4 separate regions of the Mus musculus genome follow, and all the other regions are linked to region 1. A link is a loop called in an ENCODE intact Hi-C map of the cell type or tissue named here. Cell type or tissue: heart. All regions are shown on one strand.

Region 1 (8,000 bases):
TGGGTGCTCTTAACCTCTGAGCCATCTCTCCAGACCTGAGATTTCTTAAAAAAAAAAAAAATTAATACTACACATTTCTGTTTCACAAACTTTCTATGACCTTTATCAGTGCAGCTCATCTCTCTCCTAGCTGGTTTGTGTCCCACCCTCCTCCAACAGTGGACTCAGCAAAGAGTATAAACCAGAGGCACTGTAAGTCCCAAATTACACACATGGAACAAGACAAAAGGCTTAAGTCAGACTGCCGTGTGCAACTCAAAGGCTGGAAGCCACTGGGGGAAAAATTCCCTTCTTCTGACCAGCTCAATTCAGTCTTGGATGATGAAGCAAGAATGAATCTTGTCCGGATCATCAAAGACATCTGCATCTATTCTGCTGCCCTGGAGCACAAGTGTGAAGACATTTTATAGCTATCTGCTTCAAATTAAAACAGTCACTCTGGCCTGGGTTCAATTCCCAGCACCCACATGGCAGCTCACGTGTGCAACTCCAGTTCCAGGGGTTCTGGTACACTCACACAAACGTATCTGCAGGCAAAACACCAACGTGCATAAAAATAAATAAATCTTAAACAACAACAACCGCAGTCACTCTGGGAAGGAGGGAGGTTCACAAGACTCAGGAGCTAATGAAGCTGAGGGTACAGGACAAACATCCAAGACCCTTCCCCAAAGTTACAAAAGCAGCTAAGGAGACTGGTGGGACACGGTGGGCAGGAGTGGGCTTTCGGTGACATGGCTGCCTTTGTGTCACTGAGGCTCCTTTGAGTAACTCCTCACCTATGCCCAGGTGTGTAGTAATTAAAGTCACTGATTCACTGGGTACATTTCATGGACTTCTTTCTTTCCAATTTGCCTTATCTGAGGTGGAGAGATGTTTGTTCATGTCTCCTCAAGCAATGTCACACAGTAAATGTGATCCCACAAGATAAGTGTATTATGATATTATGAGGTGTTGTGATCACAGGAAGGATGACCACACACACACACACACCTCACTCCGGTGGGGCAGGCAGGAGAGCTAGCCCCAAGGTCATGAAAGCAGGAAAGCTATCCCTACCCTCACCAGTTTCGGCACTTGGGTCAGAAGGCCCCAGTGCCTGGGCAGGACAGTAGAGTTGGCCTTGGTGAGAGGGGAGTGAGTGAATGAGCGTGAAGGGCATGCTAGCAGGAGGGCTAGCACTGCCTCTTGCCAACTGCAGCATAGAGTGAGCTAGCCAGAGAAGCACTGGGGAACTCAACCTGGTAGTGCAGGTACAGGAGAGCTGGAGAGCTGACGACCTCGGCTACTGCCCAGGCCCAGATCCAGGACTTTGAGTTGGCCCACCTCAACTGCTGGAGCTCGTGAAGAGGCCAAGGCTACAAATCCAAAGCTGCAGGATCTCAAAACACGGGCAACCACAGGATGTCTGAGAGGAGTCCCGTGAAGATCAAGTACTGATAGTGTAGCAGAAACCAGAGGCCTGGAGCCAGACCAACAATTCACTGCTGCAGGGAACATTGGCAAATGAAGATGTGTGGACAGAGGAGTACGGTATAGGGCACAAGTGACACACTGCAACTTTCACAATGAGATCTCTGTTATTGTTGTCGTTATTTATTTTGTTTTGTTTTTTTCTTTTGTGGGGGAGTTTGCAGAGGGTGGGTATGAGGGGAGGGAGAGGTGAGAGGGATTGGGGTACATGATGTGAAATCCACAAACAATCAATAAGAAGTTAAAAAAAAAATAACGGATCCTCTCACTTGACTTGACAGAAGTCCTCATTCCTCAAAATATTAATGTTTAAAGTACCTGGCTACCAGTTTTGATGTTGTGTTCACGAATATAAAGTTTTTTAGCTGAGTGCCTTCCAGTATTCACCTCAACACCAAGTCCCAGCATTCAAGGGAGCTTCGGGTCATGTGGTAAGCTACATTTCAGTCACCATAAAGTCCCAGTCTGCACCTGAGATTTCTCCGGGGCAAGCATGTCTCTGTGGCCATGCTGGCCTCCGTACAGAGCTGAGACAATCGTCAACCAGTTGGTTTTGGGTTTTGTTTTTGGTTTTTTCTTCTTCGTCTTTCCAGTTAAACTTTTAAGTTACAAAATACTGGGCTTCGTCATGACACTTTTACCCTCAGGCCACTGCTCTGTGCTCCTGTCCCCTCGAGGGATTCTGTTGTTGGTTTTTTCACTCTGTCTCCAACTCTCTCGAACTGAGATCCTGGGCCTGGTAGAGACCAGGTCTTCTCACAGCATTTTGGGCCTCCAGGGGAACATGAGGACATCCCAGGTTCAGGCAGTTGAAGGGATGGCTTGGCTCAGCTCCCAGCAGCAATGGGTCTTCATTCTCACATACCTTATCTTCTTGGCTCAACATGACCAGAGATTTCCCTCTCAGCCACCATTTACAGTTGGCAGGAACGTCACTCACCGCTGCCTTCGAGAACCCTCACTGTTGCTCTCTGTCTTGCACAGAGCACCTCGGGCGCACTTGTTGGGAGCTGTGCCTGGGCCTTCTAATGCTTCTAGATTCTGAGCAGCAAACCCTTTTATCTGCTTCCAGTACACACAAATACCCATTTTGATCCAGATCCCAGCTGTATCTTTTAGTTTGTCTTTTGCTGCTGTTGGTGTACGTGTGTGTGTGTGTGTGTGTGTGTGTGTGTGTGTGTGCGCGCGCGCGCGCACGCACGCATGTCTGTGTGTGTGTATACATATATGTAAATATCTGTGTGTGTACATTTATGTAAATGTCTGTGTGTATGTGTGTGTACATGTGGTACGTGTATGTGCATGTGTGTATATGTGTGTCCTTGTCTCTCTGTGACCCTGTGTGTGTCTGTGTAGATACGTGTGTCACTCTGTGTGTATGTGTGTGTGCTCATGCGCATGTAAGTTGGAGGAAAACTCTGGAAAGTCAGTTCTCACCTTCAACCTTGAGCTGGCTCTCTCTGGTTTCTGCCCTGCTACATACTCTCGGCCCTCGAGATTTCACAGACTTTTCATCTCCACCTCCCATCTCACAGTAGGAGCTCTGGCATTGCAAATGTGTCACTATGTCTAGCCTTTCTCAGGAGTTCCAGGGACTGAACTCCACCACCTGACTTGAGCAGCTGGCGCCTCTCTGATGAGCCGGCTCCCTAGGGTTGTTTTGTTTCTTTTTGCTACATATTTGTAACAGTTAGGAAGCCACAGCAGGAATTCAGTGAACCAACCTGACTGAAAAGGAAGAGCCTCGTGGTAATCATGTCAGTAGGGACGTCCTATGTTGTCTTTTACTAAATATGGAAGAGGATATTTTACAAAACTCTGGGAGTTTTAACACATGAACACTATCAAAGGGCCAGCGGCTTTCAGTGAAACAAACTTCTAAGACAGTGGAAATGCAAGTATTATGTTTCTCTCTTCCCTTCCCCCACCCGAGTGCGGGGAGGAGGGGGGCGGGGGAGAGAGAGAGAGAGAGGGAGAGAGAGAGAGAGAAAGAGAGAGAGAGAGAACTACTCTTTGAACGTGAAGGCCACGACATGCAAACCAGGCCTCATCAGCCAGCCTCTCTAAACCAGGCATCCCCTTCCTTGGAGCAGAATTGGACTGAAAATCATAGTGGCCAGAGACTGAACCGGACCGGGAGTGGCTCGCTTTTGCAGACAGTTACAGGGTATCGCCTCCCCCTGGTGGCCATAGAGGAAGCTGCGGCACTCTCAGCTAAGAAAAAGATCAAGGAGGAGTCAAGGTTTCCACACCCCAACCCTGCAGGTCTGAGACTTATGAAACAGCACAGGCTGCCTAGGAATCCGCTTAACGCAGGGTCCAGAGCAGTCCTCTCTCTTCCTGTTCTTTGGGGACAGGTTCTGTACTCTAACCCAGCTCAGAATACTTCCTACCGGCCCTTCTGAGCAATTGCTCTCAAGTCCTCATGATCTAGAGTGTTCTTTAATGCGGTTCCTTCACCCAAATGCCCAGTCCCCTCCACCGAGGCCACAGAACTGTGAGAACCAAGACCGAGGCAGGCCCGGGTCTGAATCTTATCTGGCACCTCATGAGCTGTGTGTCTTTGGACGAGTTATACAACATCTGTGTCTTTGTCTGTAAAGTAAGATTTATAACCGCTTATTCCTTTTATTTTACATGTGTTTATTTTACGTGTATGGGTGTTCCGTGTGCATGTCTGCTTGCACATCATATGTATGTCTGGTGCCCAAGGAGGTCAGAAGAGGGTATTAGACTCCCACAACTGGAACTACAGAGGATTATTAGCTACAATGAGGATGCTGAGAACCGAGCCCAGGTCCGCCCAAAGGGAAGCTGGTGCTTTTTGCCATTGGACCATCTCTCCAACCCCGAACAGGCCGATGAGAGATTAGGATCAGATAATGAGAAGCAGACAGCCCAGATGCTTCTGTATGTTTGATGCTAGTGGTTACCTATTCTAGGCCCTTTCCTGAATCCTACAAGCCTGTCAGCAACTCTAGGCCTTGGATAACAGAGATAAATAAAACTCTTCTAAGAAGAGCCAGGCCCCAGATGGTATGCACAAGCTCGGGCCCCACATGGGGGCCAAAGAACCACAGGCATGCCCACACTGTCTGCTGGTGTTTATGACCAGTGTTGATGGATCTCTGCCTCATGCTTTTCCATCCTGTGTGGCCACAGAACACGAGTACAGTCTGGAGCCTCTGCCCCGCATGTAGTCCACGCACTGCCAAGTTGTGCTTGCAGTCAAACCAAAGTTGTATGCTTTGTTCTGTGTTTTTGTTTGGGGGTAGGAGGGGGACATGACCCTGCCCTCACAGCCTTTATAGCACTGGGAGGAGCCTGGCTGAGACCTTGTGACCATGCCAGGAAATGGGAAACCAGACCTGGTCTGCCTGAGAGAGCTGGCATGGCTACCAGAAGTGAGACTGCAAGCTGAACAGCTGGATACACCCTCATTGGGCCACTCAAAGTGCTTTCACTCAACGCCCGTTGCCACGCCTCCCCCAGTTTCAGTTCTCTGCACTGGGCTCAGGGCCTAGAAAGCCATTCCTGCTATACAGTTCAGAGGGAAGGAGGACATTCCCAGGAAAGCTGGGTGCTTTCCTGTTGTAATATAAGCAACCGCACAGGACATCAAGCTCAGACAAGGAGCTGTGCTAGATCTAGACAAAAACAAGTCCAACCCTGCTAAGCCTCCTGGACTCCCCCTTCCTGAGACATCCACAGTGCCCCGGGCTGTGTTCCCCTTCATTGCAACAAGCAATAAACCCAGGCTTCTTGGCAGGTAGGTTCCTGGTGGTCTCTGGGTGTAAGACATCAATAGTGCTGGTGTAGAATTCAGTCTGAAGGAGAGGAGACATGGGGAGACAGAAGAGGGGTGCAAACGCTCTGGTATGGGAAAATAACTGGTGTGTTTGCAAAACAGCAAGGTCGTAGACGAGGAGTTTATCTGTGGCTGCACCTTATCGGCAGCACTGTGTGGCTGACACCGAGAGCAGATGTGATGCGTTCTGGGAAGCAAGACCAATGCTCTGCAAACACACAAGGAAGAGCCTTCACTGCTTGTCATAGGAGGCCCTTAGCAAAATCACTACCATCCCCATACCCTGCTGAGCCACCAACAAAGACATTGCTCTCAGTATGATCCAATCATGAATAGAGAGCTGTAGAACCTCTTTTTGAGCAAGGTCCACTGAAAGGAATTCTACTTACTTGAAGCGATTCTCTTCGTGTTATCACAAAGTAACAGGGGATAGATGCCAATCCTGGTGCTTTTGGGGTGGCCCTGCCAACTTGCCATATGATATGTATACCCCTAATACCTAAGAGGAAAGCCTGTCCCTTTGATTTAGGTCTCACAGAACAAACCAGACCAGCCATTTGTGTGGTCCACTGTGATTTAGTAGCCGGCAAGACTGTACAAATGTCATCGCCAGCTGCAGTTTATGCCCCAGAAAGAACACAGAAGAGAGTCAGCCTTCTATGGCAGTATACACTAGAAATTCCCAGCAGTGGCTCAAGGCTGCAGAGCGCACGTGTGAACACAAATTCAGTACTACTGCTGAGCTCTGGCCCTGCCCAGCTATCTCGGGGGTCCCGGTGCTCAGGGAGTGAGGGTGGGCTGAAACTGATGGAACCCCAGTCCTCTACAAGAGCAGCAAGTGCCCCTGCACCAGCCACTCCCTGGGAGGAGCCACTTCTGGTCCCCAGAACCCACATATGCCTAATAACTATAGCCCAAGTTTCAGTAGATCCAACACCTGCTTCTGGCCTCTGTAGGCACCAGGCATGCATGTGGTGCACATATGTACATGCAGGCAAAAGACTCATACAGATAAAGTAAAAATAAATCTTTTTAATTCCATAAAAATAAAAAGGAGAATGGAAGGGAGCTCAAGGGAGGAATGCTCACCTAACTTGTACAAAGCCCTGGGTTCCAAACTTAACACAAATTCTTAAAAAAAAAAATAGAATATATTATGAGACATCCATAAGGAAAAAGAGGAGGAGATGCTGACAGCAACACTTAGAAGCCGGACCTCGGTGAGACAGGGACAGTTCATGTAGAAAACTCAGTCCCCTGCCTGGGGAAAGTAGAAAACAATTGTGTTTATACCCATAAATAAAATTATCCCAGGCACGTCCAAGAGAAGGAAAAGAAGTCTGATTAAGACAGAGACAAAAAAACAAAAAAGAGTAAGGCTCAGTCTCAGCCCACCCATGACTTCTGTCCAATCCTTCCTCATTTTGACAGAGAAATGGAATGGTTTCCTCCTGAGCGGCTGAAACAAAGAATGTCTAACAGCCTCCCAGGCCAACTGAGGGAAGATGGATCAGGTGGGAGTTAGAAGTTGCATATGCCTCATTCTAGCCTCTTTCCCTACCTCCTCAGTCCTGGCATCCAGTTCTTAGACCCTCAAGGGGGCACAGTGGAAGAGGCTCTCAACCAGCCCAGGAAGGAAGACCTAGATATTCTGAAATCCATACTCCCCATGAAGAGGCCTGATCTTGGCCTGCTACAAAACTTGAAAAAAAAAAAAAAAAACCATTATTTCCCCAACACACAAACACACACACACACACACACACACACACACACACACACACACACCTACACATACACACATAAACACACCCACACGCACACACACACTTGCACACTTATGCAATCTCAAAGCAATCAGCTCTGTGAATGAAAAGCAGATGCCCCCTGGAAGCAGAAGGGGAAGGACAGAGGCCAGTGGCAGAGGCCACTGTTTTGAGCCATTGGTTGTCCTCTATTTTTTTCATTTTAATTTTATTTTGTGTGTATAGATGTTTACTTGGGTCTCTGTTCACCACCTCCTGCTACCCATGGAGACCAGAAGAGGACTTTGGATCCCTTGGAACTCAAGCGCCAACCAGTTGTGAGCTGCCATGTGGACTTCCAGAAGACACTAGCCCTGGAATCAGTCACTGAGAAAAGAGGAGGACCCATAGCCACCAATGCGGGCAGGTGTCATCCAGTCCCTTGGGGCCCTAATAAAACAAAAGGCAGAAGGAAGTCAAATCCTCCCTTCATGAGTTCAGACAAGCCTTGCTTTTAGACTCTGGAGTTCCTGGTTCTCAGGCCTTGGAACTTGAACCGAATGCCATTCCAGCTCGGGGCAGGTTCTAAAACCATTTGAGCCCATTCAGCTCCCTAAAGAAAACTTCATAAAAGGCCAAGTCTACTAGATGGAGTGACCAATGTAGGGAACAACGGTGTGACCCTGAAGGAACCCGGGGACACACCCTATCTTACAGCTCAGACAACCATATTGTTCCTCCCCAGTCTCCTCTTCCTCTCAACTGTAAACTTTTCCTCCACTGGTCCATGTCTTCTAGCTATTAAGCAGCATTTGTATCTCCCTTGTCTACCTTGTGTATGTGACCTTTTATCCACATAAGCACAGGATACTGAGCCATGAGTCACAAGCGAGGTTAGTGACCATTTTCTTAAGACCAGGATGAAATTGGTTGCCCACAGTGATAAGGGAAAGGGCCTGTCATTTCCCAAACAC
Region 2 (8,000 bases), 390 kb before region 1:
TGGGTAGGTAGTTCATAGAGATGTGGGCCCAGCCAGGAGTGCTGACTGTAGGAGGTGATGCTGATGCTCTGACTGGGGATCTGTATGTGAACGCTGAAGATCCTGTTCCCTAATTGGCTCTTGATTGGTCAAAAAAGATACTAGTTGCCAATGGCTGGGCAGAAGAGACGGGACTTCTGGATTCCTGCAGGCAGGTTAGTCGATGCAGAAGGAGGAAAGGATTCACCATGCTTTGGAGGGAGAGAGAGAGAGCCACCAGCCATATGAGATCTTTGGTGGAGTGGCCATTGGCAACCTACCTGACTCAGCCTGGAGTACCAGATGGGCGATTAGAAACACAACTAAACTGAGGGCAGATTTAGGGTGCTGAGCAGGAGTAGATAATGGGGCAACTAAGCTGAAGGTAGATTTGGAGGTGTTGAGCTGTAGTGAAAAGAAAGGCACACTAGCCAAGGAAGACTTAGAAGAGCCTGGCCATTGAGCTAAATGCATATTAAAAATAAAATAGTGTGTATATGTGTGTTCTTCATCTGGTCTGCCCAGAGCGTAAAGCAGGGTAATAGAAACTACCTGCTACAGATGACTTAGCCGGGAGTGGTGACTCAGGTCTGTAATCCCAGTGTTTGAGAGGCTGAGACAACAAGATTGCCTTGAGTCTGAGACTATCCAGGACTGGACAGTGAGAACTAGGCCAGCCATGGCTACACAGCAAGATCCTGTTTCAACATTCGGGAACTTCAAACTCCACAAGAATAATGTGGGCTCTGCAGCCAAATTAAGTGGGCTTATATGCCTTTACTCATTATTAATGCAACCTTAAATAAGTCATGCTATCTCCTTAAGCCTTAGTTTTCTGTCCCAGAAAATGGAGCTAATAATAGCACCTATGGACCATTAGCTCTGAGTATCATGGCTACTGTTTCCCTCTGTTCAAAGCAGTCTCTCCTTTATCAACTACATAATCACAGCCTGATCCCCAAACATAGGCAGCTCAGGCCCAACCAAAGTTAGCCCATTCTTAGCCATTTGTGTCCCAGCCTTACCCTACTGCACAGCCTTAAGAGTGATGGAGGGACGCAGGGGAAAGACCTTTGAGTTGCCCCCTCCCCCAAACTGAAGTGTTTTATTTAGGCATTGCCCACCTCCTCCAAACACAAAAGAAACTTGTTTGAAATGGAGATAGCAAAAGGAGACAACAGTATCTTTTGAGTTCCCTGGCCAGTCTATTCTGGGGCGCAACCCCCACAACTGGAAGATGGATTCGCCTATTTATGTAAAAATAAAGTATTGAACAACTAGAACATGAAAGGAAATATCAAAAATAGTAAAGTGTTGCCACTGTTCCTGAGAGAGTAATTATGGTGACACGGAGCATACATATATGTGCATATGGATACATACACTGCTCATGTGTGTGCACCCATCCCTCTCTCTTCAAGAGCCTTAAAAGCAAACAGTACAACATCAGGAGAGGTTAGATCAGTAAAGGTTCAAGGGGTTTCTCTTTTTGAGAGTTGATGACCCACAGAAGAGTCTTGAAACTTCACTAGCAAGAAAAATTCTCAACGGACCTGCTCGTCAAAGTAAGAGCGTAGCTTTCTGAGGCTGCCTAACTGGAAATCTTTTGTGGATTTATTTCTAAGGACGAGCCTTTGTTCCATGAACACACAACACTAGAAGGGGACCATGGAATGCTGACACACGGAACAGACTCCCACACATCTCCCATTGTGTCATGTCATTCCTTCTGGAAGTTTTGATGCTGGAAGGCCACCCTGACCTTCCTCTTCAGGTTGATCAAATAGCCTGATTGTTTCTGAGGATTCCAGATTGTCTTGAACTGAATGGATGGGGCATGCACAGGGTAGGGGTGGGTGTGTAGAAAGGAATGTGTCAGAGGATGCCCAGCCATCTGCATGCGGTCGGCTGGAGCCCACTTCTCACAAAGGATCCTTTTGTTATTCCAGGTGTCACAGAGCTTGACCGTCCCTTGCACAGTTCACACAGGAATTGCTCTCAGGACAGAATTGGCAAGGAGCTCTGTTTGGGGACTAGGATGCATTTTGCTTTGAGGAGACCCAGAGTAGGGTGGAATCCTGGGTGCAGGAGAAGAGACTAGAAAGAAAGCATGGCTGGAATCCACAGTAATGGCGCCTGGCCTTTCCAGCGGTGGGAAGTTCCGAAGACTCCAGCTTATATCTTTTGTGCTTTGCATCCGTGGGCTCCGTGAGACCATCAGATCGACATGAACCCCAGCAAAGCATCGCTGGATGAGGCATTGAGCTGAACTGCCCCATCTCTAGCGGACAACTTATATAAATCATCTTTCAAGCCTGAACACTCAAAGAGTCAAAGGAGATGCTAGTGATAATTATACCGGACTAACCGGCTTGAACTGCAACCACCGTAGGCAAACCCAGTCCAGACTCCTTACTCACCACCAGTCAGATAAAGGTTAAAGACAAACGGATGATGCCTTGGAGCAGGTTGTTGGTTGAGTTGGCCAATGAGTCTTTCCAAAGGTGCCCTGCTCCCTTTTGTCCCCTATGTCATGTTTTACACAGGATATGGTGCACTATCAACAGCAGCACAGTCACCTCCATCTGGACCTTGCTGAGCCTGGGATTACCCAAAACAGAGCCCACACGTGATTCCCTGTGCCACCGTTCTCCAGCGTTTTTGTTTGTTTGTTTGTTTTTGTTTTGTTTTATTTTGTTTTGTAACCACAAGGAGCTATTAAGCAGTGTAAAGGGTTTGGCTTGTCTACGTGATCTGTCAGTATTGAGAGAGTGTGGACCAGCAGAATTGACATGCTGCTGACATGAGAGTAAATTGCAAACCCAGAGAGAACTCCTGGATGTGTACCTGTGTGAAGCTCTTGCATGGCCCAGGGTGCTTGCCTATGTAGCGGCGTTATCGGCAAACGAAGTCCTGCCAGCCACTTGAAGGTCCTTAAACAGGTCACGGCTTCAGAAAAACCATCAACGAGCTGGAGGCTTAGCTCAGAAGTTGAGCAGGTACCCAAAGCATCACAAAGTGAAGATAACAGCAAACACTGACAACCCTCAAGTGGGTCAACTTACGCCGAGAACACTTCAGAGAAAAGAGGACTTTGCCGGAGGATTTCCGTTGGGCAATAGTATCTGTGGAAGGTCCAGAAGCACGCTGGGTTGCAGCAGTAACAGTAAACGTGTCTGCAGTAACAAACTGGATTCATAGCCGTGGCTGTGGGGAGACAGGAAAGGTGCGGGGACCAATAGAAAGAACACAGTGACTTGTCAGGAGTATTTTCTGTCTTAGCTGGTGGTGGTTTGTCTTGAGTATTCCAGGAGACAGTTCTGCTTTCTAACTCCAGTCCTGTACTTGGCTTCCAGGGGCTTTAGGCATGCTCACTTAAGAGTTTCCTTCTCGGGCTGGTGAGATGGCTCAGTGGGTAAGAGCACCCGACTGTTCTTCCGAAGGTCCAGAGTTCAAATCCCAGCAACCACATGGTGGCTCACAACCATCCGTAACGAGATCTGACTCCCTCTTCTGGAGTGTCTGAAGACAGCTACAGTGAACTTATATATAATAAATAAATTAAAAAAAAAAAAAAGAGTTTCCTTCTCTGTAATGGGGGTTCCCATAGTACCCACCTCAACAGTGGCCATGACCCTTACTTTGCTCCCTAGAAGAAAGTGTGATCTTGCCTCTTTCCATAATAAACCCTGACAGCAGCAGCAGGACTTAGGAGGTTGGTTCCAGGTCTGCATGGCATGTCTGGGGTGAGCTGGTGCACATTTACACATTCACAAAGACAGCCCTGTTTTTTCTTGGTATTACCTGGTAGGAGCAGAGCTGAGGATGCCCCCCCCTCCTCCTCCCCTTCACCTCATGTATCTCCTGCCTCTGCCCACTCACAGGACCAACAGGTAGATGACATTCATGGTCACTCAGCTGTTGAGGGATAAAAGTGAGGGAATTGTGATCCAGGGGTCTCAAGAATAACACACTTCCAAATTAAGCTAGGTGTCCATAACCTTAGTCATATTCCATTTAGAAATCTCATGCAAATCACTGAAGACTGTCTTCACTCACAGGAACTCTGGCCTCTGGCTCCATGGGCATGGCAACTTTCCTGGGTGTGGGGTGCTAGGCTGGGCTCTACACTCCCGTCCCTGCTGAGGTTTTCATGGGGGTACACATGATGCGTTCAGGTGCCTATAGAGCCCTAAAGAGTCAGTTGTAGCTGCCCAACAAGAGTGGTCAGAACTGTACTTTGATCTCCTGCATGAGCAGTGTGAGCCATCCCCCAGCTCCCACCCTTTTCTTTCATATTTTACTGCATTTTTTTTCAACAAACCGCTTCTAAAAATATCTGACCATGTAAATATTTATTTCTTCCTTTTCTTTCTACAGAGATGAGGTTGAAGCATTTCTTCTGCCAAGAGAATGACAAGTCTGCTTCCCCCACATCAGCCCTCCACATAGCTTCTTGCAGGCTCGGGTCTATTGAGTCCCACTAGTTGCCAGGAGAGGAAGGACTAACCGCTGGTGGGTAGAACTGTTTGGATTCAAAGCCACTAGAAGCCATGAGAAATTCAGAGAAAATTCACTAGAGGGCACTAGAACACTGCTGCAAGGAAACTGTTCCTGCTGCTCTTAGCCTCACTGCTTTTTTTCTTCTTCTCTCAGTCCTTGCAGAGCGAGCTCCACCTTCAGTGAGCATAAAGCTGTAAGCTACTGTTAACACACAAAGGTCAGGGCATGGGTACTGTCCACGGGAAGTTGAAAGGGGGGTTGAGAATTCAGAGAGGCAGCCCAGGAGGCTTGCTCTTTCCTGTTCCTGTACATTTGTGCACATACCACACTTATGCACATGTGTGCACCATATAAACTACATGCACACATCGAGTGAACAATATATACTGTATTATTTTCTTTCGTAGATGTGACCCACAGAGGAAACTCTTATTTTGGCTCTGTTTGAGTAGTGCAGTCCGTGATGGCAGCAAAGACACAGCTGAGGAAGTGTGAGACACCTGTTCACATCACATCTGCAGTCAGGAAGCAGAGAAAGATGCTCAGCTTCCCCTGCCCCTTTTAAAAAAAACCCAATTATTTATTTTATGTATATGAGTACACTACAGCTGTCTTCAGACACACCAGAAGAGGGTATCAGATCCCATTACAGATGGTTGTGAGCCACCATGTGGTTGCTGGGAATTGAACTCAGGGCCTCTGGAAGAGCAGTCAGTGCTCTTAACCACTGAGCCATCTCTCTCCAGCCCCTCTTTCCCCTTTTTATTTGGTCTGGGACCATTGTCCATTTGATGGTGCTACCCACAACCAGTGTGTTTCCTCCTCACTTAAACCTCTCTAGAAACACCCTCACAAATCTCAAAATGTGTCTCCTAGGTGATTCCAAACGTAATCAAGCTTTTCCAAATAAACAGTGCGTGCATACCCTGCGCATGCACCACACCCCCAACTCCTTGTAGAGCAGACTCAGAAGAAGGCGGAACCAGTAGCAGCGAGTTTACAACTTGAGAGAACAACCCTCACGGCCCCAGACAATCCACGGAGCATTAGAACCGCTGTAAAAGAACCCCCATTAAAATGCACACGTGTTAACCACATGCTCCCCCGAGGGCTACATGCATTCGTCTATACCCACTGGCACATTAGCAGATTTACTCGGTGCTGAGACTGGAGTCCGGGAGCTTTTGTTAGAGGGTCAGAGGCGAGAAGAATGAGCATGGCTCTGGAGACGGCCCTGTGACTGCTCACCACTGCACTGTGGGCTAATTATTGTCCCAGCTTCTTAAGGGAGGACAATAAGCCTCACAGGTGGAAAGTGCGTTGTCTAGGCTCAAATAGTAGTAGGCAGAGGAGCTGGAATTCCGATTCTGCCCTGAAGAAACTTGCCATTGAGCAGATATGGGGGAAAAAAAGGCCCAAAATAAGCCAGGTGTGATAACCCAGACCTGCAATCTCAACACCTGAAAGGCAGAGACAGGAGGGTCACAACAAGTCTAAGGTGAGTTCCAGGCCATCCAGCCGATCCTGGCTCAAAACAAAACAACCCTCAAATAAAGGTGATAAAATGTAAAAATAAAAAGGTTAAATGGCATGAGGATCCAGCAGAGAGCAGCTCCATTTTCTTTTTTCTTTTTTTTTTTCTCTCTTTCTCCATCTGCATTCACAAGAGCTTTGCTGTCTGGACTGCCCTCTCTTAGGGTCTCCAAACAGCTCTGTTAGCTGAACCTAGACCCAACAGACACTAGAGCACTGAGGTGCTCAATGGTGGGCAAAGATGTCTGCAGAGGGTAAGCTCTAGGGGAGCCTCACACTGAGACCCACCCCTACCCAGCAAGCAAGCCATCTATGGAGGAGACCTGTGTGTCAAAAATAAAGCAAGCTGCCAACAAGGTTGCTTAGCAGCTGCTGATATCAACATGGATGGCTTGAGTTCAGTACCCAGGAGCCACATGATAGAAGAAAACTGCCCCAGCAGTTTGCCCTCTGACCTCCACACATGTCATGGAACATGTATGCCCCCTGCCCTTACTAAATAATATATGAATCCAATAAAGTAAAACAAAGTGAAAATTTTGACCTTGAACCAAATGACCATCTAGCCAAAATTATCCATTGGAAGCTGTGACTGATGAGATCTACTAATTGGTAAGTTCATCACATCCATTGATGGTTCGAGGTAAGCTTAGAATGACACAGTTTACCAAATATAGGTGTATCTGCCATCCTTCTAGTACCCTACCCTCATTTTATGCTGTTGGCTGATGAGCCCCTATCCAGCCAGATGACAGAGGGAGAAGGACTTGAGCTTTGCAGCCCTGTGTGTGCTTGCCAAGTGAAAACTGTATCAGCCTAGCTCAGGAGCAGCCTGGAGAGACCAAGGCAAACTCCCTACTATACACAAAGTATCAGAGGAGACAGTTAAGCATCTGTGTTGTGCAGAAAGAGCAGATAAAATGACCAGGGTGGGGACATCAGCCAGTGTTTTGGATACTCAGGCACCTGCATGATAGAACCATGGCTACAATGTACTGACAGAGGCTACTCATGGGCTCAGCGGTTGGGATACATCTTACCAAACTTCATCTAAGTACATCTGGGTACTTCTTTCTCTTGAATGGTTAACTGGCTAGGGGTGCAGGTGAAATGGGGTCTTCAGTCACTACCAGGAGGTACTGAGTGAGTGTCTATCAGAAATACTGGCCTGAAGACCCCACAGTTGTACCTAGAATGGCAGAGTAAAGAAGACTTTGTACAAGTCAGCAGAGTCTTGTAATTTTGTTTTCTTTTCCTTAAAAAGGCATTATGTCACACCCTTTCCTTCTGAAGTGACCAAGTTTCCCAGGAAAATCAGCCTCCCAACTCTATCACTTCAAACAAGCTCCTTCCCTGCCAAACCCTCTATGAGTTTAGCCTACAAGGTTTCAAGATGACAAGTCAGCTTTCAGATGCACAAACAGCAGGTGACTAAGATTCTCTCTCTCTCTCTCTCTCTCTCTCTCTCTCTCTCTCTCTCTTTTTCTTTAAGAAAAAATTATGTGGGCTGGTGAGATGGCTCAGTGGATAAGAGCACCCGACTGCTCTTCCGAAGGTCCGGAGTTCAAATCCCAGCAACCACATGGTGGCTCACAACCATCCTTAAGGAGATCTGACTCCCTCTTCTGGAGTGTCTGAAGACAGCTACAGTGTACTTACATATAATAAATAAATCTAAAAAAAAAAAAAAATTATGTTACAGAAGGATCTGAAGGTCTTCACAGCACCCCCTAGTGAGACTGCTTCACAAACTTTCACGGGGTCTTGAGAAGTCATTATTCTCATCTCACTGGGAGCTGGCCTCAGAGAATATAGAGTTCGTTGTTTTTTTTTGACTCTGGTCACACAGGGGCCTGCCCGATGAGTGGCTTAATTGGACACAGTCTTGGCTCCAGTGGATCTATGGGAAAGAGCCTTAGCTTTCTGGGATTGCTTTCTTCTTAGTG
Region 3 (8,000 bases), 270 kb before region 1:
CCCTTTCCTTCTCATGGTCCTCTTGCCTCATCTTTCCAAGCATCTTCATGCCATGCCTCACCAGGCCCACCAAGGCTTACTTTTTACCCTCTCTCTGAACAATACAGTAACCACCTACTGGCAGCCCAGAACACCACCTGCAAGTATTCACATATCTCTCTGAACAAAGGGAAATGTTTCTTCTCCCCTTGACCACAACAACCATTGGACTTCTTTTTAGCCTCTCATGTAGCAGAGGTAACAGGCTAGCACTACTAGGCCCAGCCCAACGCTTTTTTTGTTTTTTGGGTTTTTTTGTTTGTTTGTTTTTAGGTTTTTTTTGAAACAGGGTTTCTCTGTGTAGCCCTGGCTGTCCTGGAACTCACTTTGTAGACCAGGTTGGCCTCAAACTCACAGAAATGCAGCTGCCTCTGCCTTTTGAGTGCTGGAATTAAAGTTATGCGCCACCACTGCCTGGCAGCTAATTTTTAATAATGTAAGTAGGTAGCCCATTATAAAACAATGAAAGATATAAGACACAAATAATAGTAGAAAATAGAAAAACAGTATAATAGCAGATTCAAAAAGAAAGAAAAATAATTATAAGACATTATTACATAAGACTCCATGGCAGCCTACTTGAACATCTAGAGGAATTATCTCTAAAAAATACAATTAACTACAATAAAAAGGAGAATTTAAGTAGACCGGTTGGAATAGCAGAAACTGGAAAGACAAAATAACCCAGGAGACAGTCTCATGTAGCCCAGGCTGGCCTCAAACTCTGTGCAGCTGAGAAGTAAACCAGGAGACAGTCTCATGTAGTCCATGCTGGCCTGAAATTCTGTGCAGCTGAGAAGTAACCCAGGAGACAGTCTTATGTAGACCAGGCTGGCCTCAAACTCTGTGTAGCTGAGGCTAGCCTTGAACTCCTGAGCCTATCACCTCCACCTCCCCTGTACTAGAATTAAAGTGTACACCACTATGTTCTACAATGGAAGGAATCTGAGGTTTGACAGAGAGTGTTCCCCAGAATTTACAGCAACTCTTGTTAAAGCCATGGGGCTCACAGACCATTTCTCTAGGTATCAGCTACCAGGAAGGAATGCTTGCCACAGTCACCATTCTTCAACATTATGTTAACGCTTAGTTGCACTGAGACAAGGGATGTGAAAGATGAGTTTACATAGTGACAAGAATCTGAAAGACAAGAAATTCTGTATGTGGCGGTCATACCTATGTTTCCAGCACTCAGGAAGCTGAGGCAGGAGGATCAAGACTTTAAGACCAGGTTAGATTACAGAGTGACAGACCATCTCAAAGAAAATAAGAATAAAAAAAAACCCCACTTGCTGAAACAGAAATAAAATAAAATAAATGTGCAAGATATTTAAGGATCGTCGTAAACATTAAGCTGGAAATAAACAAATGGTAACTAGAGAAGCAGGCAAAGGCCTGAGTCTAGCTGGGCTGGGCCAGCAAAGCAAACCTCCTGGAGGAGAAAAACCCAAGCTCTGGACAGATTCCCTGCTGCAGGGCAATGGCAATGCAGAGAGAGGAGAGGGAGAGAGGGAGGGAAAAAGAGAGAGAGAGAGAGAGAGAGAGAGAGAGAGAGAGAATGTATGTGTTTGTGCGTGTATGTGTGTGCGTGTGTGCAAGAAAGCCATTGTGGCAGCTGATAGGGAACTGGACAGAGAATGAAGGTGGAATTCTTGAGAACAAGAAGATATTGAAGACTTTCAAACACATGTATATGTTTAAAATTTGATTTATGCTTTGGCAGGGGGAGGGGGGAGGGGGGTGGGGAGGGAGGGGGAGGAGAGGGAGCAAGAGAGAGGAGGGGGTTAGGCACAGAACTCAGAGCTTCGTACATGCTAAGGGCATGCTTATCCCTCTAGTTTTAAAGCATGCTTTAAGAACTGCATGGTTCTGTTTGTGTGCTTTTCTGCATAGTCCTAGCTGTCCTGGAACTCACTCTGTAAATCAGGCTAGTATGAAATTCAGAGAGATCTGCCTGCCTCTGTCTCCCTACTGCTGGAATTAAAGGTATGTGCCAGTAGCACCCTGGTAAGAACTAGTCTTTTGTCTGCTTGACAGGGAGGAAGGAGACAGTTAAAGAGCTAAGGCTATGTATGGCCCAGCCAGGACTGTACCATGATGTGGCTTAAAGAACTTACTGTTGTTGAAAGTGAATGGCTGATGCTGGAGAGATGGCTCAGCCCTTAAGACCAGCTCTGATTCTCTGTAAGAGCAGACCATGCTCTTGACAGCTGACCATGAAAGATCCTGGCAGAATGTAAAAGGACACAGAAGCCCTGAAATTGGCAAGATAGATGTCAGTGTTAGCAGAACTAGCTTCACTGATTTAGAAAAATAGAGGTGCACAATGCTCTGGCCACTCCTTGAACCTGTGTGTCTGCCAATGTTCTGACCAGGTGTGTGCCCATTGCTGCACCTTCATTAGACTCTTTTCTTGTACCCCTCCCATACCCATTTCTTGAGAATAGACATTGTTTAGATCTGGAAAGCCCCTAATCTCTCCCTTCTCCTTTCCCCCCTGAGGGCCTATAAAAACTGGGAACTCTTTCCCCTCGAGGTCGACTCCTCTACCCCTGCGTGGGATATGAGTCGTCCCCAGAGCTCTGGCTTTCCGAATAAAGCCTCATGTGGTTTGCAACAAGCTCAGTCTGTCGTGAGTTCTTGGGTGTCCACTATTGTCCTGAGGCCTGAGCGAGGGGCTCCTCTTGGAGTCTTTCAACCATCACTGCAGCTGCAGCCTTCTCTTTTCCAATCAGGAGAATTTAATCCATCTCTAGTAAGTGTAATCTGTGATGGCCTTTAGTTTATTTTTCAGTGCTGGGGACTTGCAGAGTAAACCACCTATTCAGCTATACCCATTTCAAGATATATTCTCTCTCTCTCTCTCTCTCTCTCTCTCTCTCTCTCTCTCTGTCTCTCTCTCTGTCTCTCTGTCTCTCTCTCTCCACTTTGAAGACCGTGATTTTCCTCCCATTCCCCTTCTCTTTGCTTTGGTTTCTGGATCGTGAAGCCCACGGAGGCTGATGAGTTGGAAGTGGGTTTTGTTTTTTGTTTTGTTATTTTCCAGAGTCTGGGAGGAACCCATGCACTTATCTACACACACTCGCAAGTCCAACCTCCTGGGTCCATCCTCCAGGTCTAGAAACTATCTGGGACTTAGGACCAAGTTTAAATATTAACTGCAATCCCCTCCACAGCCTGCCTTCCAGTATTTCCTCACAAATCTTTGTGGGCTCCGCATTTTTTCGAAGTAGAGGATTTCCAGTAAGTGAAGCAGTTGGTGGCAGGGCTTGGAAATTTTGTCCCTCCACATCTCCCAGGAGAGTGAAACCCCCAAGCAGCAGGTTGTGTGGAAGGAGGGGACTGAAAAGACAGAGGGACAGCATGGAGCAGGGGGTGAGGGTGGGGGTAAGAAGCGACCTCTGTGCGCCCAGCTGTTTCTGACCCAAGCTGGACTCCTGCAAGACTGCCCCTGCCTCGCTGAGCCCCAGGCTCCACGTCTTTTGAGTTGAGGACCACCCAGAGAGAGCCTACAGCAGGGACAGAATCCCTCTGCAGCAGAACTTCAGAGAAATTAAAAATCCTCCCACTAGAGGGCATAGGTGTGCTTCACAGAACCGAGAGACCTGGGAGGAGCTTCCGGGTCTGAACCAGCCTTCTGAGGTGAGGGGAAGGATTCTTGGTGCAAGGACTCTCCAAGCACCTCCATATGCACACCCCACGAACCCCCGGAGGCTGCATGGGCTCCCACAGGAACTGAGTCAGCCCTGTAGATCAATAAAGTGAAAGATGTCAACCACCTTAACATCCTGCCCTTGGGGTCTTTATGCCTCTCTATTCTGCATTCTGAATGGTCCCTTTGGCTGAATGTGAATTCTTTGTTGGCTGCTGCACTGTCTACAGTTCTTTATCTCAGTAGCTCATCACACGCACACACACAAACACACGCACACACACAAACACACACACACACAAAACCTCCAATGTTGCTTTTGAATTTTTCATATCCTCACATCAAAATGTAAATTCAGCTCTTATCACCATGGACTCAGTCAGCAACACTTCACTTAGCCTATATTGAATAAGCCCAGCAGCTTGGGAATGTAATTCTGTGGTCCACAGCTTCTATCATATTATCCATTTTGCCTCCCCACCCCCCCACCCTTGCTTTATACATTACGTGCTTTCCATCAGTTTGTTTGGAATTACTATTTTGAGGATGAATTTGAGAGAGAATATGTCTTCCTTCTCCCAACATGAGGGCTACATGGAATAAGAACTGAGAACGTTTTGTAGAACTTTGGAATCAGTATCCACTCCCAAGCAAGCAGCAGCCTAGGGAAAGGGTCCACTTTGCTGGGTGGCAAACACTTCAGTCCCTTTGTTTCCAGCAGCCACTGAAAAGTGTGACTCTTCTTTGGTGATTCAGACACGGTGGCAGGGGGTAGGCCATGGGTGACTCCCTTCGGCACTCTGAAACTGGACCACAAGCTTGATCTGTGAGTTTCCTTTCCCCTGTGGGTGATCTCACCATAGCAAAGCACCCCTCTCTCTGTTTATTCTTCTACCCCCCCCCCTTTTTTTTTAAAAAAAAATGTCATTGTTGCTGGAAGTCACACACTTTTAATCCCAGAACTCAGGAGGCAGAGACAGGCAGATCTCTGTGAGTTCAAGGCCCACCTGGTCTACATAGTGAGTTCCAGGACAGTCAGAACTCTGTGAAAGACCCTGTCTCAGAAAACAAAACAAAGCAAGACAGTATATCCTTGTCAGTATGTGTCCATTATACAGGACAATGGACTTGACTGTGATGCCTTCATACATGCACATAGCAGATTTCCATCACCTTCATCTTCATCCAGTACTTGCTCCTGTTCCTTCCACTCCGTTTTCTTTGTCAGCTGACCCCCGGCCCTCCTATGTGACTTTTTAATAATAAAAGTCCAGCTTTCAGTGCTAAGACAAGGGTTTGCTGTCTCTAGCTTTTGTAGTTGTCTTGGGAAGGACAGCTATTTCTAAGGTTCTAGTTGTGGGAAGCAGGTGACGGGATCACACCCTGTGTAGGACTTGAACTTGGATCCTTTTCTAATTCACTCACTGTTGAGCTGCACAGAGTACTACAGAGAGCACTGCAATACTCAGAGAAATCTAGAAGTAAAACTAGAGATCAGCAGACCTGTGTTCTGTGCCTAGCTTAGAGAGCACTGCCCTACCTCCTTGATTGTCCATCCACACAACAGGCATCTCTGGTATGGTGCTAAGATTCCCTTGTGATGACCTGGTGTAGAACTCTACAGGTTGCTGTGTGAGTGAACTTCTTTGACATAAGCTATTTAGGAAGAGTGTGTTCTTATGTGGTCACACGCACACACACAAGTGCCTTCATCATCAAGCCAAATTCAATTCTTCCAAATGTGCATACAGTGTGTCTCTCTGACTGGTCTGGGGTCCCTCTGGTTGCTATCTGAGATACTCTGTCATGCTCTGCCACCATAGTGGACACACTTCTTTAGGCATACGTTTTTCTCCATCTGCTTTAATAAGGGTTCTCTTCTAGCCAACAATCCTCCCCAGAGGCAGGGGAAAAGAAAGGTTATTAGAATACAAGGGAATACTGTTTAGAAATAGTTCTTTGTGGGTGATTCCAGCTTCGTTGTTCTCAGGCCAGTCCACTCAGCAAACACCTCACATGAACCAGCAACTGCAGTTAAACCCAGAAGAAACCTTAAGACTTGCCAACCACCTGAGTTTAAGGCAGGGACAAGAAATAGGATCCTCATGAGAAGTTCTCTGGCAAGTTTCTCTCTATGAAGTCCCCACAAGTGACCTTAACAATCCAATGTAAGGTGAACCAGTACATGTGTGTCCTCAGCAAAGTGAACCAATGCTTGAGCTCCCACTGTCTGTGGGGTCATATTTATATTTCTTCTAAACATTACTCATCCTTTCATGTGTATGCTATAGCAAAACTTCCTTTCACGTGTATCTGCTTCACGAAAGCATTCTTTTACATGTCTGCTTTAGCAAAATATCCTTTCACCTGTGTGCCCTGGCAAAACATTGTTTGACATACCTGACTTTCCAAAGAAACCAGAAGTTTCTACTTCACCTCTGCTGATGAGATGTGATCTCTTTCCTCAGTCTGTTTCACACACTGCAAAGGGCTGGGCCCCTCTGACTCCTAGAAGCAAAATAAACAAAAACAAAAACAAAACCAAAAACAAACAAAAAACCTGTCTCTGTTACAGGGACTTGAAATTAAGTTATATGAACAGGTCCATGGTTAAAATTCTGTCTTTGTCAACAAGGGACTCGATTATAAAATGACATAGAATGGGTCTTCAACGAAAGCTGGTAACTTCTTGAAGTTCTGGGGCAAGAAGTCCAAGCTCAGAGCAGCAGCATATACCTGAAGGCTTCATGGCTGTGTTCTGGTGAGAGCGTCATGGGTTGTAGACAGCCACCTTGTTGCTCCCATGGCTTTTCCTCAGCAAAGGATTCCTACTCTTCTAGTGCTGATTAGAATTTGTTTTGTTTTGTTTTGTTTTGTTTTGTTTTGTTTTGTCTTGTTTTGTCTTGTCTTGTCTTTGCACACAGATTGACACAGCCCAGGCTTGCTTCAGACTTGCTAATGCTGGCCTTGAACTCAGGATCCTGCTGTCTCCATTTCCCAAGTGCTAAGATTACTCACAGAGCCTGGCTCTAAGTGAATCCTGCGAGTTCTGATCCTAGGACATTATTGAAATCTAAATCTAGATGCCTCCCAAGATAAATAAGTATTATCATACCGGGAAGCTAGGCTTAAGCAGCTTTCAGGTCAGTTCCAGCTCAATTTCTCCAAGTCCTGCGTCTGAAATGCGTGTGTCTTCAGCAGTAGGGTCTCCATGTTCTGGTAGGAGCCAAGAGCAGCAGCAAAAGCATGTGTTGTTTTGAAACTTTTGGTTTCCCCTGACCAAGAACTCAAAGAGAAGATTCCCATGTGTAGTGGTTTGAATATGTTTGAGCCCAGGGAGTAGCACTATTTGGAGGTTTAGCCTTAGGGTAGGTGTGTCACTGTGGGAGTGGGCTTTAAGATCCTCTTCTTAGGTGCCTGGAAGCTAACCTTTTCCTGTTTGCCTTTGGATGAAGATGTAGAACTCTCAGCTCCTGCTGCATCATGCCTGCCAGTACACTGCCATGCTCCTGCCTTGATAATGGACTGAACCTCTCAACCTCTGAACCTGTGAGCCAGCCCCAATTAAACGTTTTTACAAGAGTTGCCTTGGTCATAGTGTCTGTTCACAGCAGTAAAACCCAAACTAAGACACCAGGCCTGATCCTGGAGCTTTTATTAAATAGTCTCTAGTAGGGATCTTTATTACCCCAAGTGGTATAACTTCTTTTAAAACACACACACACACACACACACACACACACACGCACACACATTTTTAAGTAAACATGAAATAGGATGTTTCTGTATGGCATTCTTTTCTTTTCTTTTTATTATTCATTTATTTTATGTATGTGAGTAACTGTCTTTAGAAACACCAGAAGAAGGCATCAGATCACATTACAGATGGTTGTGAGCTCCATGTGTTTGCTGGGAATTGAACTCAGGACCCCTAGAAGAGCAGTCAGTGCTCTTAACTGCTGAGCCATCTTTCCAGCCTTCTGTATGCATTTTCAAGCATCATTATTTCTCCCTCCCCTCCCATTTCCATCTTCCCTTCCATAGCACCAATGTCCTCCTATGCCCTTTTCTATATGTGTGTCTGGGTGTAACAATAATAATTTTAGAAGGAAGAGGAAGAGGACACAGTAGGAGTAGGAGAGGGGTGAGAAATATTGGGGAGGAAATAATATGAATACAATGTTCATGTATGAAACTCTCAGAAAATAACATTTAAATAAAAACATAAGTAAATTAATAATTACTACCATCTATCAAGTGTTTATTACATATAGTATCCTATTAAATATCACTAACATCAACTGGGCAG
Region 4 (8,000 bases), 94 kb before region 1:
AGAGAGAGGGAGAGAGTAGAGAAGTAGAGGCCAGCCATGACCACATAGAGGAGGGAGGGAAAGGGGGGGAGACAAGAGGGCAAGGGGCAAGAGAGAGACAAAAACAAGGGGGGGGGACAAGCAGCCCCTTTTATAGTGGGCCAGACATACATGGCTATTGCCAGGTAACTGTGGGGGTGGAGTCCAGACAGAATACCAACATTCCCCCATTTTGGTTTAGTTTAAAAAGAAAAAATTAGAAAGAGGTGATGGCAAAGCAGGAATAGTGTCATCGTGATATCTGGCTGCTTCATGCTGACATTGGGGTGACGTGTCTCTGGGGAACCTAGAGGGATGGGTATGGGGGATGTTTGTCCAATCTTAGGAGAGTTGGCTGCTTCCTTGCTGTCCAGGGTCTGGGGAGCCTTCTGAGGATAGGTCAGAAGGAACAGGTCCAGTAAGAAGTGTTTGTGTCTGAGAGGGTATCTGAAGGTGGCCCTCTGGAGCTCTCCTGGATGTAGTAAGTGCCTGGACTTGACAAGATGTTGAAAATTATTATTATAGGTAGGGAATAAGATTAAGTAAGTTTGGGAGAAAGGAAATTTTTTCTTAAGATGTACATTTGAAACCCAGAGGAATCCCATCTTCTGGACTAGGTTAGGCAGATGTTCTTATCTGGATGGAGCCTATTGGGTCCATGAGAAGTAGATCTGAGTAGGTTTTTTGTAGCTTATAAGTTTACGAAAGAGATAACAACATGAGTTAACAACATGAACAGTCTTTAAGATGAGCCTTTTGTGGAGCAGAAGAAACAAGATTAGAAAGTTGGATTGTATAGTGGAATGTTTTATTAGAGTTAGACAAATTTATAGAAACTCAGATAATATTAGGACAGTGGCATAGCAAGAAGAAGAAATATGAAGCATTTAATTAATGGAAACAGTTTAGGTAAGGAGATAAGAGATTACATCTGTGAAAGCTTTGCTTTTTTAGCTGTCAATGTGGTCAGAAGTCTGAAAAAGTATGAGCAAAGAGATATATGGCTAGGGCGAGGATAAGAAAGTTGGCAGCAGTGGCATAAGATCGTGGTGACAGAAAATGGGTTTGTCTAGGCAGGTTCAGGCTTGTGACACAAACTGAGCATGCAGGCCATGAGAACAGTCCAGAGATGTGGGAACGTGGATAGGTAAACGCTTAGGCATAGGGGACTTTTTCCATTTACCAGACTGCTGGCAGTATGTGTGAAGATCCCTTAAAATATATGTTCGAAGACATAGCAGCACCCATTGGGGAGTTACTGAATTTTTCATACCAGTGTTCCAAGAATAATTCAATAACCAAAAATTCCAGCCAGGCTAGAGGCCTAAGTTGTCACTAAGTCCCCCTAGAGGCTAAAACTCTCCACATTTGCAGGGGGTGGGAAGGGCAGCAAGAAGTAGGGTCTCCACCAGGGCGTGGAGCCAAACCTGCTTCTCAGGCAAAGTCTAAGCTGGGGGGGGGGGTAATGGCACGACACATGGGGGCTAAAGTCCAATGCTAAGAACTGGTGCTGCTGAACCAGAGAGTAGTTGTCCAGGTCCTGCCTGGAATTCTCAGCCTTGAGAAAGAAACTCTCCAAGGAGAGGGAATTCTCACCCAAGGAAAGAGTCCTAAAACAAGGGTCAGGGTAGTACAGGGGTAACTCCACGCTCAAGAACTCTCCCCTGGGACCATGGATGGTTGTGGGGTTTACAAGGGAGCATGGATCTCTTGTGGTGATTGAGCTGAGAAGGGATGCAAACCTGCAGAGTTTCTAGATCTGAGTTACAGTGCCAATGTTGTGATTATAAAAAATATAAAGAGATATAAGAATATGTTCTATGGGGTGTGGTGAGGTGTGGGGGAAGGGAGTGCCTCGATGGGCCTATGCCAAGGCATCCCTTCATCCTGAGGGACCATCCACATGATAGAATATCATCAAAACTTGGAATATAGTTTATTTAGGGCATGGGGAGGGGAGTTAAGAGAGTAGTAGAGGCAGAGAAAGGCAGAGAGAGGGAGAGAGTAGAGAAGTAGAGGCTGGCCATGACCACATGGAAAAGGGAGGGGAATGAAGAGAGAGGGGGAGCAAGAGGGCAAGGGGCAAGAGAGAGACAAGAGTAAGAGAAGGAAGAGGGGGCAAGCAGCCCCTTTTATAGTGGACCAGACCTACCTGGCTATTGCCAGGTAACTGTGGGGGTGGAGTCCAGACAGAATACCAACACCATTAAGGCACAGGCCCTCCCTGCCCACACCATCAAACAGGCTGAACTAATAGCTCTTTTCCTTGACTTTCAACTGGCACAGGGACAATCCCTAAACATTTATACAGACTCCAAATATGCTTTCCATATCCTCTTGACCCACACTGCTATCTTGGAGGAGCTTGGGTTACTTACGACAAAAGGAGGATCAGTAACTAATACAAACCAAATTATGGCCATGTGAAAAGCCTCCCATCTCCACACAGCTATTGGAAATGTCCACTGCAGATCCCACCAGATACATGACTCTATTGTCTCCAAGGGAAACAACCACACCAACGAAGCAGATAGAGCTGCGGCCTCTAGGGGTCTAGACTTGCCTCACCCACCACAGGACATTCTTACACTACAACCCACATCTCCTCTCTCACCCCCTGACACTCTATCCCATCATGCCAGCCAAGCAAGTCTTATTTTGTTTTAAACAAACAAACAAAAAAAATCTACAGCCTACTCCCAAGGACTTACAATTCTTAAAAATCTATCACTGCCCCTTGCAAAAATCTGTCAGATGTCAGACTCTAACTCCACATATTGTAGTATCCCTTTTCCTACCCATCAGGCTACAGTGTCCCTTTCTGGAACCAACTGGCAACTTGACTTTACCCACATGCCCACTGTCAAACACGCCAAGCCATGGTCCAGGTCTTTGTGGATACCTTCTCATGGTGGGTGGAGGCACTCCCCAACAACTACAAAAGGGCTCAGACAGTCTCTCATCTCCTCCTTTGAGAGATCATTCCCAATTTGGAGTCCCAGCCTCCCTCTGGTCAGACAATGGTCCCCAATTCACCTCCCAAGTTTCTCAAACTCTATCTAAAGCCTTCAACATCCCCTAGAATTTTCATGTTTCCTCTCACCCCCAGTCTTAAGGAATGATAAAAATGTCTAACTGTTGCCTAAAAAGGACTCTTGTCAAACTGTCACGGGAACTTTACCTCGACTGGGTAAAACTCCTACCCCCGGCTCTTTTTAGGCTATGACCTCTCCACAAGTGACCTCTTCATCTCACCTTTCAAACTCATGTTTGGATGTCTGGTCCTAACTCCTGGTCTTTCACCCAAATACTCCCCCATCCCTGATCACCTACTCACCTCACTACTGTGTTACATCTGTTCTTTCCTATGGAACTTTGCTGACCACAGTCTACCACAGCCACACACTGATCCCTGCCCACTTCCTTTCAACATTGGAGACCAGGTTCTTCTCTCCCCTGCAGACCACTGGCCCTCACCTCTCTCTCCTAAATGGCAGGGCCCCTTCAAAGTAATTCTCATGACTCCCACAGCTGCTAAACTTGAGGTCTCACTGGGTCCACCTGTCTCACCTCAAAACTCTCACCCCTCTGCCTCAGAATGACTCTTCTTCCTACACATCGAGGACAACAAGACCCTCCTTTCTAAAGTGGACTTTGGAACCACCCACCTTGTCCCCAATCTCAGAAAAATGAGACTCCACTCTGGCAGCTGCACTCGACCCCACTGGATTAGACATGGGCTTCTCACCCTCTCCCTGATGTTTTTTTTCCATTCAGTGTAGCCCTTAAGTCTGGAGATTCAAGGTTTGAGAAACCCCCATTGATAACAAACAGTCTTTCCAAATAGGGTCAGAAAACTGCTCCATAGCCGGATGCCAGGAGCCAATCCAGACTGCTATCATCCCTATATCCACCATTGCATCAAAATATTATGACCTCTTGTCTGCTTCCTCTTTGACCAGACAAAAAAATGATTGTTAAAAAAATGGCCAGATGAATATGGGGGCTGCCATCTTGCCAGATACATATGTTAGGATCACAGACCAATCACTTCTTCTATCAACACCACAAGACTCTCTTCTTCTATGTACAAAACCCATGAAATCCCAGATGGGAGACAGGAGTTGTTGATAAGCTCTACTGTAAAAACCAATCTGGGTCCCCAGTTGAAAATATGTCTCAATTGTCCAACCTCTAGAAATCTAATAAATAGGAGAAGTAATTAAACACTCCTCCAAGGTCCTTACTTCCTTGACATTCCTTCTTATAAATGGTATTAACTTGTCATTTCACCTTTTGCTTCAGACCCTGACCTAAGCCTGTCAACTCCTTAATGTCACCCAACCTGGCTGCTTTAAATATTGCTGGCTATGTGTACCCCCTGGAATTAACTCATAGTTGCCACTTACAGCTTCTCCAGTGACCCTGCCAAGTAACTTCACTTCACCTTTCATCAGCTGCTCCTACTCTGGTGTTGCCAGGACCCCATACCTTTTCTCTATATCTCTTTTTTGGCATAGCAGACTGTGCTAAGATATTCTGTAGGAATGCTAAGCTCCCTAGACTGCAATAGAACCATAACCTTTAATACCTTATCTCTGCCACAGTGCCCTACTGTCCAAAATATATCAATTCTCTTTGGTACTCAGGTATATCATCATCTACCTGCCAGATGATCAGGAGTATGTATGATCAGGAGTTTGTATGTTGGTGTTCCTTTTCCCTAAATTAGGAGTAATTCACAGAGAAGAGCCTCTACCAATCCCAGTTTTAGACTCAATACCTGCCCAACACAAGAGGGCAGTTCAAGTCATACCTCTCCTAGCTGCTGTGGGAATAACAGTCTCCCATTGCCCTTTCTAAAAGAACACATAAACCTGATACCTCATGTATGGTCTGAAAATAATCCTCCAGGTCTGGCCTTTCACTTGCCTCCTGTTCTGGTAGGTTCTGATAGGTCTGAAAGCTGCTACTAAGCTCTATCTAGGTGAAGTCATCCAGGGTTTCAGGCCCCATATTAATAGCCTTCGTGATCATGGGTTCCTCATTCCCTGTCATTTTCCCTGAAACACACCTCTGCTGCCAATTACAAAACCTGGAGGACAAAATTATAGATTAGTGCAAGACCTAAGAGAGGTAAACAAAAGGGTGGAAGATATCTACCCAACAGTTCCAAACCCATATACACTCTTGAGATCCTTACCACCTGACAGACAAATCTATACAGCCTTGGATTTGAAAGATGCTTTCTTCAGCATTCCTCTATATAAGAACAGCCAGATACTTTTTGCCTTTGAATGGAAAGACCTGGAGAATGTAATCAGCAGACAGCTGACTTGGATGAGACTGCCACATAGATTTTTTTTTTTTAATCGCCCAACAGTGGCTGGAGAGATGGCTTGGTGGTTTAAAGCACTGATTAAGTTCAATTCCCAGCACCCACATGGTGGCTCACAGCCATCTGTAATGGGATCCTATGCCCTCTTCTGGTGTGTCTGAAGACAGTAATTCTGTTCTCACATAAAATAAACAAACAAACAAATAAACGTTTTTTAAAAACCCATCCAACATTTTTGATGAGGCTCTCCGCCAGGACCTACATGAGTACAGGCAGACTATGCCACAGGTTTCTTTGCTCCAGTATGTGGATGGTTTGCTTTTGGCTCACACCGATGTAGACTCTTGTATGGAAGCAACCAGGTCTCTTCTAGAAACACTGCAGGGACTGGGGTATAAGGTCTCAGCCAAGAAGGCTCAGATCTGTGTGTCTGAAGTGACCTTCTTTGGTTTCCAGCTAAGGGGGTCAAAGAAGTCTTTCTCAAGCACATAAAGAAACCATCCCAGCCATCCCAATACTTAAGACCAGGTGCCAAGTATGGGAATGCCTGGGGTCAGTTGTTTTTTGTAGACTCCGGGTACCAGGTTTTGCTGAGATAGCTAAACCAGTCTATGAAGCCACTAGGGGGCAGGAAGAAACTTTCATATGGACAAAAGAAAATGAGAAAGCTTTCCAAGAATTGAAATTGGCAATGTTATCTGCCCCAGCTCTAGCTCTGCCTGATGTGACTAAGCCCTTCCATTTGTTTGTGGATGAAAGTCAAGGCATTGCCAAGGGGTACTGACACAAACCTCAGGCCCCTGTCAGCGACCAGTGGCCTACCTATCTAAGAAATTGGACCCATTCGCAGTAGGATGGCCAAACTGCTTAAGGATTATAGCAGCCACTGCCTGCTAACTTAGATGCCCAGTGCAGATTTCACTATGTACACTGATGGAAGCAGCTACATGGAAGACAGCATCAAATATAGAGGGCCAGCAGTGGTGGATTTGCATAAGACATTCTGGGTGTCTCCCCTCTCAAATGGGACATCGGCCCAAAGGGCAGAATTAATAGCCCTCATTGAGGTGCTTAAGTTGGGCAAGGACGAGGTGGTTAATATCTACACTGATGGTCAATAAGAATTTGTCACTGTGCGTATTCATAGGGCAATATATCATGAAAGGGGACTATTGATTGTAGAATGAAAGACAAAAACAAACAGGAGATCCTAGATCTCCTAGCTGTTCTATGGCTCCCAAAGAAATTGGCCACCATACACTGTCCCTGACATCGACAGGGACAGACCCCAGAGGCCATCAGTAATCATAAAGCAGATTGCTGACTAGGGAGGCCACCAAACAGCCTCTCCTACATTTGTGAGTGACCTTCCCAGACCTGATCCTACTTAAACATACAACCTACTCCAAAGAAGGTGACCAGGCTTACCAACTCCTGCCTAGTTCCTACACAAAGAATGGATGCCAACACACAACAGATGGAAGAAAGATTTTCCAAAAACTTTGGGCAGAACTTTGGCTCAAGATCTTCATGCCACCATTCATCTGGGAATAAATAAGATGAAAGGATTAATATCTAAAAAGTTCTTTACCTCAGGGCTAACCAAGGAATTGCAGGACACTGTTTCCTTTTTCTTTCTTTTTTTTTTTTTTCCACATGGAAGAGGTTTATTGAGCAGGGATGGGGGTGGCGAAGCAGGTAGAGGGCAGAGAAGAGGAAAAAGAGAGAAAGAGGGAGGAGAGAAGAAAGAGGAGAGAGGGAGAGAGAGAGAGAGAGGGAGAGAGAGAGAGGTGTGATCCCCTAATTTATACAGAAAATGACGTCACACCAGTGAGGGTGAGAACTGAGCCAAGTGGATTGTGGGATTGAGGGTCATTGCCCTGGCAACGCAGGTCAAGGGTCACATAGTAAGGCCGGAGCTTGGAGTGTCCTGGTGCTAACATTCCTCCCTTCTTGTTATTATAAAAAGAAGGGAAGAAAAAGAGAGGGGAAACCAATGGTGAAGAGGGAATAAGGACGTTGTGTTTCTTAAGCTACTTCCTGCTGTTTAGGGGCGTCATCACTTTTCAGGGTGTATCTGGTCTTCACCATAGGAATCCGTTTGGTAATAGTCTAAATCAGGCTCTTCTATGGACAGTGATTCCTTTGTAGGCAGCGGCTGGTAATCCTGTAGCAGGAGCTGATTAACAGTTTGGTTAGAAATTTTTTGTACTTGTCACTGAAAGAATATAGAGATGAGATTAATAAGACAAGGGGCGATTGAGACATATTTTCTCTGGATGTGGATAGTACTTACTGGAGAACTGGTCTGAGTTTTGCAGTAGAGCTTACCAGCAACTCCTGTTTCCCACCTGGGATCCCATGGGTCTCGAATGCAGAAGAGTGTCTTGCAGAATCAATAGAAGAAATGATTAATCCATGTCCCTAGCCTGTGTATCTCACAAGACCAGTATGGGCAGCCCCCATACTTGTCTGGCCATTTTCTGCAATAATCTTTTGTCTGATCAAAGAGAAAACAGGTATAGAGGCCATAATATGCGAATGGAGTAACAGATATAGGAGCGATGGCAATCTGGATCGGTTCCTGGCACCCAGCTATGGAGCAGTTTCCTGATCCTATTTGGAAAGTCTGCTTGTTGTCTGT

Evidence for each region. A loop is a pair of places that touch in the nucleus more often than their neighbours do. Peaks named below come from ENCODE experiments on the same cell type or tissue, not always from the same donor. Only the 100,000 strongest peaks of a DNase experiment are listed, where the experiment ranks them.
Region 2: a loop joins it to region 1, with 10 times the contacts of the local background. A loop is called at or near these places in 15 of 42 quality-filtered maps.
Region 3: a loop joins it to region 1, with 5 times the contacts of the local background. A loop is called at or near these places in 7 of 42 quality-filtered maps.
Region 4: a loop joins it to region 1, with 7 times the contacts of the local background. A loop is called at or near these places in 21 of 42 quality-filtered maps.

What each region holds. Positions count from the first base shown.
Region 1 is chr16:20,800,359-20,808,358 of GRCm38, reverse strand. No RefSeq gene overlaps it. Among named protein-coding and RNA genes, the nearest start is that of Gm22741, 59 kb to the right of the region's middle. In heart, a CTCF peak has its summit at 3,652 (motif pointing left); a DNase peak (open chromatin) is centred at 3,658; H3K4me3 peaks cover 959 bases; H3K27ac peaks cover 1,460 bases.
Region 2 is chr16:21,189,384-21,197,383 of GRCm38, reverse strand. No RefSeq gene overlaps it. Among named protein-coding and RNA genes, the nearest start is that of Ephb3, 11 kb to the left of the region's middle. In heart, a CTCF peak has its summit at 4,597 (motif pointing right); no DNase peak of the experiment used is centred here.
Region 3 is chr16:21,070,158-21,078,157 of GRCm38, reverse strand. No RefSeq gene overlaps it. Among named protein-coding and RNA genes, the nearest start is that of Gm6557, 11 kb to the right of the region's middle. In heart, a CTCF peak has its summit at 3,558; no DNase peak of the experiment used is centred here.
Region 4 is chr16:20,893,934-20,901,933 of GRCm38, reverse strand. No RefSeq gene overlaps it. Among named protein-coding and RNA genes, the nearest start is that of Gm6551, 31 kb to the left of the region's middle. In heart, a CTCF peak has its summit at 5,969 (motif pointing right); no DNase peak of the experiment used is centred here.